Regions from separate parts of the Mus musculus genome. Here region 2 is linked to region 1. Evidence: chromatin loops called from intact Hi-C (ENCODE). Cell type or tissue: gastrocnemius. All regions are shown on one strand. Each heading gives the region's core, and the rest is flanking DNA. Links, peaks and the distances in the headings are about the cores only.

Region 1 (3,880 bases), core at 703-3,202:
GAGTAAGCAACTTGATGAGGAACGGGTTTATTTCATCTTACATTTTCAGGTCTTAATCCATCACTGAGGGAAATCAGGGCAGGAACTCAAGGGAGGGCCTGAAGCAGAGGCCATAAACTGGGCGGAGGATGATGCCCATATTTGAGTTCAAATTCCAACACTAATAATCCACGTGTCCTGGAGCGTATTTTAAGAGCACTTAAATTCTCCGGGCCTCAATTTTCATTGCCTGGCAAACAATGGAGTTACAGGAACTTAAAAATAACAGTAGTTCTATGGACCTGGATAAGGCTTATTTCTAAGAAATACACAGGTGGACAAATGTATTACTTACTGTATTCTGACTGCTGTAACTAACAACCCCACAACTCAATGGCTTGTTTGAAAAGTCTATGAGGTGTTCCGATGGCTGACAGGAGATGATGGTGGGAATAGTGGGTGGGAATACTGAGGACTCCACAGCACCATTTACTCAGAGAGAGAGAGGGTGCTTCTGCCTGTCTTCTAGTATCTCTAGAGCTCTCTTCCTGGACCAGCAACCAGAACGCTGACAATGGTGCTGAAGAACGCTTTCAAGGCCAAGCCTGGGGTGTGTCACTCCTGTTTACAGTTGAGCAATCAGAACTTAGTCACATGTTCCCATCTAACCTGATCAAGGAGTTTTAATCCAGTTATGTACTCTGAGAGGGAAAAAGGAAAATGAGTTTGTGAACATAGGATGGCCTGTGCTTGAGTGTCCCTACTTAGTCAGCCAATATTAAGCTCACTATTTCTCCCTCTTGCAGAACACAAGGGAGGCCACTCAAGGTCCTAGGCTGCACAGAGTCCATGATCTCTGAGTTATCCTCTATTTTATTTTTCAATTTCTATGATAAGCCACAATCAAAGCAACTTAGAAAAGAAAACATCTAATGGGAGCTTACAGTTTCAGATGGTGAGTCCATGACCATTGTGGCAGGGAGCATGGTGCTGGAGTCATAGCTGAGAGTCTGCATCCTGACCCATAGGCATGAGGCAGAGACAGCTAACTGGAATGCCATGGGTCTTTTGAAACCTCAAAGCTTGCCCCTATTGATATACCTTCTTCAATGAGACCATACCTTCTAATCCTTCCTAAACAGTTCCACCCAACTGGTGACCAAGTATTCAAACAGATAAGCCTATGGAGGCCATTCTCATTCAGACCACTAAGTATAGCTGTGGCAATTTGTAGTCTGGTGACCTATGGATTTAAGAGGTTGTATACCACTCCCTATAGGTATTGGTGAAGCAGGATCTGGATGGTCTCAATGAAATTTCCCACTCATCAAGGGGAAGAATGGAAGTCACAGCAATCGCCACGCTTAAGTGGTCCAGTAATGTCAGAGAAATGGCATAATGAAAATCATTGCTGTGGATGGGATGCAGTTTGCGTGTTATTCAAGAGTCCAATATGGTTAAATGCTGGGTCTCCAGAGCGGTATCATGTTAGGAAGAGAGGTCTAAGTGGGGAGTTTTTCTTGTGCAGTTCTTTTGGGAGTTCTTGTGAAAGGGTTGTTATATACGGAGCAAGCCTAACCTGGTCAACCCCTTCCTCTCTGCTTTTAGCTTTGACACGTGACTGCCAGCTCCAACACCCACTCCCGTCACTACCATTTGCCCTTCACCAGGAATTCCTTGTCAGAACTAAACTGACAATGGTACCATGACCTTGAATCTTCAGCACTGTGAACCAAATGAATCTCTTCTTAAACTGAATGTGGTCATGCACGCCTGTAATCCCATCACTCACAGGGGAGAGGCAGGAGGAGCACGAGCTCAGGGTCAGTCTGGCACAAAGCGAGAACAACATATCTCCAAATAAAACAAATAAACAAGGTCTGGGGGACTGTTGAGGTGATTCCGTAGGTAAAAGCGCTTCTTACTGAGTCTTAAAACTGAGTTCAGTCCCCAGGGCTGAGAGGGCATAAGGAAAGCACTGGCTCTCACAAGAAAAGAACTGGATGCTCTATCTTAGGGCTAACAGTCCCATAAAATGTAACACATTAGCAAGAGTTGTATCTCACAGCCAGAAGCTCTAGGAGCTGGAGAATGGCCATTGTCAAATGGATCCAATCTAGCATCACCTAGGCCCTGGACTCTAAGAGATGAGCCTCTGGCATGCCTTCAGCGGATTATCTAGATTAGGTTCATTGAGGTGAGAAGACCTGCCCACTGTGGATTGTGCCATTGCTTGGGATGGGATCCTGGACTGTAGGAAAAGCAGAAAGTGGGCTAGGACGTTCATCTCTCCCTCTGCTTCCTGACTACAGTTGCAGTGTGACCAGCTGCCTCCAGCTCCAGCTGCCAGGATTCTCCACCGCAAGCTGAACCATTGAACTGTGAGTCAAAATAAACCCTCCCCATCAGGTCGGCTTTGCCAGGGTTGTCCTATTTAATAGGTCGGCTGTTCCTATTTTAGCAACAGGAAAAGTAACAGACATCTCATTTTAAATGTGGAGACACATTTTAGAAATGCTCCATATTCTAGATTTGATCCTGATTGTGTTTTCTGGGAGAAATTCAAGCCTATAGTTCTTTGTGGATCTAATTCAGCATTGGAGAAAGATTAGGGTTTGGCTCCACATAACAAAGAGGCTTTTGACTTCTGCCAACGGTTTGGAAATGTGCATTTATTTTCAAACTCAGCTATGTGACACTCTTAAAGTTCAACACTGCCACACCTACCTGTGTGAGGTTTAACAGTGTTAGGGACTGACAGTCGGTGACAGGTACGTCCAGTGTCTCCCTTGCCATACCCTCTTCCAGGCTGCACAAAGAAACAGCCCACATAACTTCACAGCTAGAACATGAAGGTCCTTTTAGGAAGTGACATCACTGGTGATGCAAACACATCCTTGGCAACCAGACCCTCAGGCTCAAGCAGAAATGCCAGCTTTCAGGGGCATCTTGAGTGGGAAACTTTTATTCCATTTCACAGTTACGTCTGGAAACACAAGGCTGGCTTCCATGTCACTGGCCATGTGTGGGAGCAGCTGTGACTCGCCTTCCTGAACCGGTAGTCCAACAGTGTGCTTTCAGCCATGCCATCCCAAATATGGCTATGCTCTCTGGAGAGGTCCTTGTCCTCAACTGTCTTTACTGCTGGAGCAGCGTGGCTGCTGGTCTGTACCTGAGGACGCCTGCAGGCGTTGGAGGCCAGTGGTGATGCTGAAACAGTTTACTCATGTTCTCCTCAACTCTCTCACCCAGAAAGGGGGTGGGAAATTTGTGGCCAAATGGACAATGGGCTCACTCAGGCTGGATCTTCTTTTGCTGTGGGGATGGGCTGAGACTGGACACCCCCCCACCCCCGCAAAGTCCTGCCCAACAGCTGCTCTCTCTTCATTCCCTGTAAATCCTGGCTTTGTCTCGGACGTGCTTATGTAGTTAAATCTCCTTGAGCTGTATCTAAGGCCCTGGAAGCCTCCAGGTAAGCCCTACCCCTGTCCATGAAATCCCCCTGCCTGGCTCTGAACCTCATTACCTTTAATGGCACATCCTTGGGCTTCTCTTTCTCTTTCTAGCCACTGTAAAGACGTTTCTTCAAAAACAGTATTTTAAAGTGAGGCCTAGTTGGGGTGGTGGTGGGGGGTGCATGTCTCTCTGAAGGGACTGATTGCATGGAGTCAGGTTCTTGGACTTGAAAATGGTGTTGCTATAGTCTTATTTCATTCTTGCTCTCTCCGAGAAAGATAAAAATAAGATGAGACCATGAATCAGTCAGAAAGTCACAGCTTTCTCATGGGAATAGAAATTGTCATGAAGGTGACACTACTGGGCCACCTCAAAATGTCACATGTTCTGGGCTGCTCTCCACCTTGAATGTTTACTTGTTCTTTTAACCAACATCAAATGACTC
Region 2 (3,880 bases), core at 429-2,928, 53 kb after region 1:
AGGCAGGCAGATTTCTGAGTTCGAGGCCAGCCTGGTCTACAAAGTGAGTTCCAGGACAGCCAGGGCTATAAAGAGAAACCCTGCCTCGAAAAACAAACAAACAGACAGACAGGACCTCTGAAACCTTGTTAACTGAGAAGGTGGTGGTTATTGTATGTCAGCCCAGAACAGTGATTCATAAGATGACAACACCAGCCATAGACAGTGTGGGAGGGGAGTGTGCCCTTCCAGAGGTGCTCTGTGAAGCCTGACGCACACCCGTGCCCACAGGAGAAAGGTGGAAGTTTCAGAAGTTTCAGGACACTGGCTTTGCTCTCACTGCCCTGCCCCCCACAAGCCAACCTCCTCTGGATTAGTTTATCTAAAATTAAATAATGCTAAAACATGTTTCATAACTGCTCCTGGGATGGCAAAGCCATGTGATGGAATCAGCAGTCCTTTGGGCCTCAGTTTCCTTAACAATAAGGTGAGAGCAGAAGTCCCTGCCTCTTAGTTTCCTGGGGGGAGACTAAATCTGAGTTGCCAATGACTTAGAGTCTGCAAAACACTAGAGAGGATTTATTGAGATGACATTAGAAGGAGACGGTAAAATGTTGTATGGCTTTGTTTAAATGAGGGACCTAGAGAAGACATAATCCACAGAAACAGGAAGTGAAATGGGAGTGCAAGGGGCTGGGGGAGGGGCACAGACAGCTGTGCCTCATGGGTGTGGCTGCAATTGAGGGAGATGAAAAGGGTCTGTGGATGGACGGTGGCGATGGCTGCACAATACAGCAAGACTGGACCTAAGGCCACTGCCCCACATGCTGAAAATGATTAAAATGGTAACATTAGTGCCATATATATAGTTACATATAACATTGTACATATCACCACTTAAATTAATAAGTACCAACAAAAGACAAGACATATATGCATATATATATTCATAAATACAAAATAAGGAATGAGGGTGATTTTGGAGCAGATGGACAGACCGGCTCCTTTAAGAGACAGGTGCAATGATTCAACAGAACACGTAGAGACAAGGGAGTGAGTGCCCACAGGCCTGAGGAAGAGGGAAGAACAGAGAGCCTGCCCTTCTAGAAGCATCCCTAAAAGCATGTTCTTTCTTCTCTGGCCATCACGAAGCATTCTGGCTATTGGTTGCTTTTAAGCAGCTATCTCGGTATCTCCCCTGTGCACCATTTGTTCAGTTAAGTATTTACTCAGGGCTTATCAGTGCCAGGCAGCACTGTGAATGTAAGCATATAGCTTACAGTATGTACAGACACACATGTGCACACATGGACATATCCCCAGAGAGAGATACGGGCTCTTGGGGCCCAGTAGCATCTCTGGGGATCTTAACGGCTGGCACCTAGACAGCACTCACTATGCACCGGGTGCTGCTCTAGGCATACTGTAAATAGAGTTTCATTTGTGTACTCGTCTTGATAATGTTCGAGGCAACTATGATAGCCCCGTGTAACAATGTGGGATGTGGGGATCAGGCCCGGTGAGGCCACAGAGCTTGTTCACTCAGTAGCAGAGCCAGGATGGACAGCTGTGGCTCACCCCGGGACATCAGCGAACTCAGAGGAAGGACGCACGAAGGCAGGAACAGGGAGGATCCAGCCTCTGTCTGTATTTTCAGAGAAGTGTGGCAGAGTGTGTGGCCTGGGGGAGAGCAGAAGGCTTGGAGGAAGGGATATGCAGACACCCAGCAGGGCAGGGCTGGATTATGGACTTTGTGATGACAGCAGATTGAAAAGAGAGAGCTCTGGTGTCTTGAAAAGAGGAACTGCTCTATTTGGGTAGCTTCCTGGGTGTAAGGGAAAAGCAATGTCAAAAGTTCAGGCCTGGGGCGCCTTCCAGACCCAATGCCACTAACAGGGATAGGGCGGGGTGGCAGGAAGGAGACAGACTTGAGCGTGCTCTGCCTCAGTGGACTATACAATCTGTTTCCTTCACACATGCACAAAGACTGATGGGAAATCGAGTGTTCACACATAGAACGCCACCGGCCTAACCAGCCCTGGGAGGGCACACAGGTCCCCCCCCAAGCCCCTCCCCCTCCGCCTACCTTTGTCCTGCTCCGCGGCCTCACTCAGTTCAGGGAGCTTGAACCCCACCAGGTTCTGGTTTCTCATCAGGATGTGTTCCTTGGTGAGAGGAAGAAGGAACACAGTTCAGGTGACGACACAGGGCGGTATCCTGAGGTACTAAGAACTTAGGGGACATTAAGGTCCCCTAGATACGAATGCAGCTGTTCTAGAAGTAATTCTTGATGGTCTCACTGCTGGGAGCAGCCTCCTACCCTGCCCTTCTGTGTAAGTGACAGTCCTTCCTCAATGATCTTTGTGGCACCTCCAGACAAATGAAGCCTGAGAGTCACTGCTTGGGGGACTGAGCATGCAGAGCAAGGTTGGGGGTGCTGGAGGACCCAATAAGCTACCCTTGCTCCAAGCCAATCCATGTCAGACTAGGGCCCTCTCGGGATGTCTGGGTGATATCCTGGTTCCTGGTGACATCCAAGGGTTCTCAGTCTCCCAAGTCACTTGAGCGACTGGCCTCTGGGCTAGGGGAAAGAAAAGGGATAACAAAGAGTGCCCAGGCCATGGCAACAGAATTCAGGCCATGCCCTCGATATATACTTGGCAAGCCAGAGGTCCACAGTCCCTCAGCTACCAGCACACTGGGCAGGGTACAGAGCAGGTCTCGGTGCCACACCAGCTGGTAGCATGAACTTCCAGGTTCTCTGCGACTTCCCTTGCCGGGAGAGAGTGAGTGACCTGCAGGGATGTGGAGAGTTCTGAGGGAGTGGCCTACTCTCCCTGCCTCTAAAGTCTATGAAGCTGAATCTCCAGTTGTCTGCCCCCTTTGTCCTCACTTGCCTCCAGGGATATGAGATGTGGACCACTTTAGGTGGCTCTGCCCAGCCTTGTTTTAAGCTACCAGGTACCTTGGGCCTTGTATTGGAGGGTGGGAGTTCTGTGTAAATTGTTCATCTTTCTAAGCCTCCAGCCCAGAACATCACAGAAGACCAAGACTATCATCTATCTATCTATCTATCTATCTATCTATCTATCTATCTATCTATCTATCTATCTATCATCTACCTATCATCTATATATCAAGTTATCCTCTATCTATATATCTATATGTCAATCTATCATCTATCTATCTCTGACTGGCTTCAAATTTCCAATATAGCTGAACATGACTTTGAATTTCTGATCCTCCTGCCTCTACCTCTCTGGTCCTGGAATTACAGTTACCACCACACATTGTTTTATGTGACTCTGGGAACCTAAGGCTTTGTGCATGTTAGTAGAACACTACTGACTGAGCCACTTCCTCTCTGAAGCTCTCTGAACAGCCCAGTGGCCTGTAACAATGTGTCCTTGCTAGTAGATACTCTCACTAGATACTCTCATTGGAGCTGGAGTGTTACTGGTCCTCACTTCCTTGCCCTTACTGCCTTAATAGAAAAGCCTGGGGACTTTGTCCTATCCCAGGCCCTAATCCCTAGACCCACAGTCTCCTTGACCTGGATTGAGGTTGGCCACCTAAGAAAGAAGGGACTGGATCAGGACCTTCGATCCAGTTAAGCCCCCCTCTATTTTACACCCTGATCTCTCCTCTACCCCTCCACATCTGGATATTCTCAATCACAGACTATATAGCAGGGCAGCCCCCTGCCTGAATATGATTCCTAGTTTGATGACTAATGGATGTTGGGGACACCATGGACACTTGAAGAAATTCACCATAGAGGAGCATCCCCAATGGCCATTGTCATAGTGGTGCTTGGGTCTAAGGCCCTTGGTTAACAGGTACCAAGAGGGCAGGATGGATGACATTACAAAGGGAAAGCCCACTTATCCTGGTTTTGCCC

Evidence for each region. Hi-C counts contacts between places; a loop is a spot of excess contacts. Peaks named below come from ENCODE experiments on the same cell type or tissue, not always from the same donor. Only the 100,000 strongest peaks of a DNase experiment are listed, where the experiment ranks them.
Region 2: a loop joins it to region 1, with 2.1 times the contacts of the local background. A loop is called at or near these places in 2 of 42 quality-filtered maps.

The regions. Positions count from the first base shown.
Region 1 is chr7:110,865,639-110,869,518 of GRCm38, forward strand. It overlaps Mrvi1 (MRV integration site 1), which reads right to left. Exons shown (of 21, transcript NM_194464.3): 21 at 2,619-3,880. Among named protein-coding and RNA genes, the nearest start is that of Lyve1, 4.6 kb to the left of the region's middle. In gastrocnemius, for the core only: no CTCF peak of the experiment used is centred there; no DNase peak of the experiment used is centred there.
Region 2 is chr7:110,919,249-110,923,128 of GRCm38, forward strand. Mrvi1 (MRV integration site 1) reads right to left here. Exons shown (of 21, transcript NM_194464.3): 10 at 2,066-2,144. Among named protein-coding and RNA genes, the nearest start is that of Gm16336, 16 kb to the left of the region's middle. In gastrocnemius, for the core only: no CTCF peak of the experiment used is centred there; a DNase peak (open chromatin) is centred at 1,550; H3K27ac peaks cover 1,959 bases.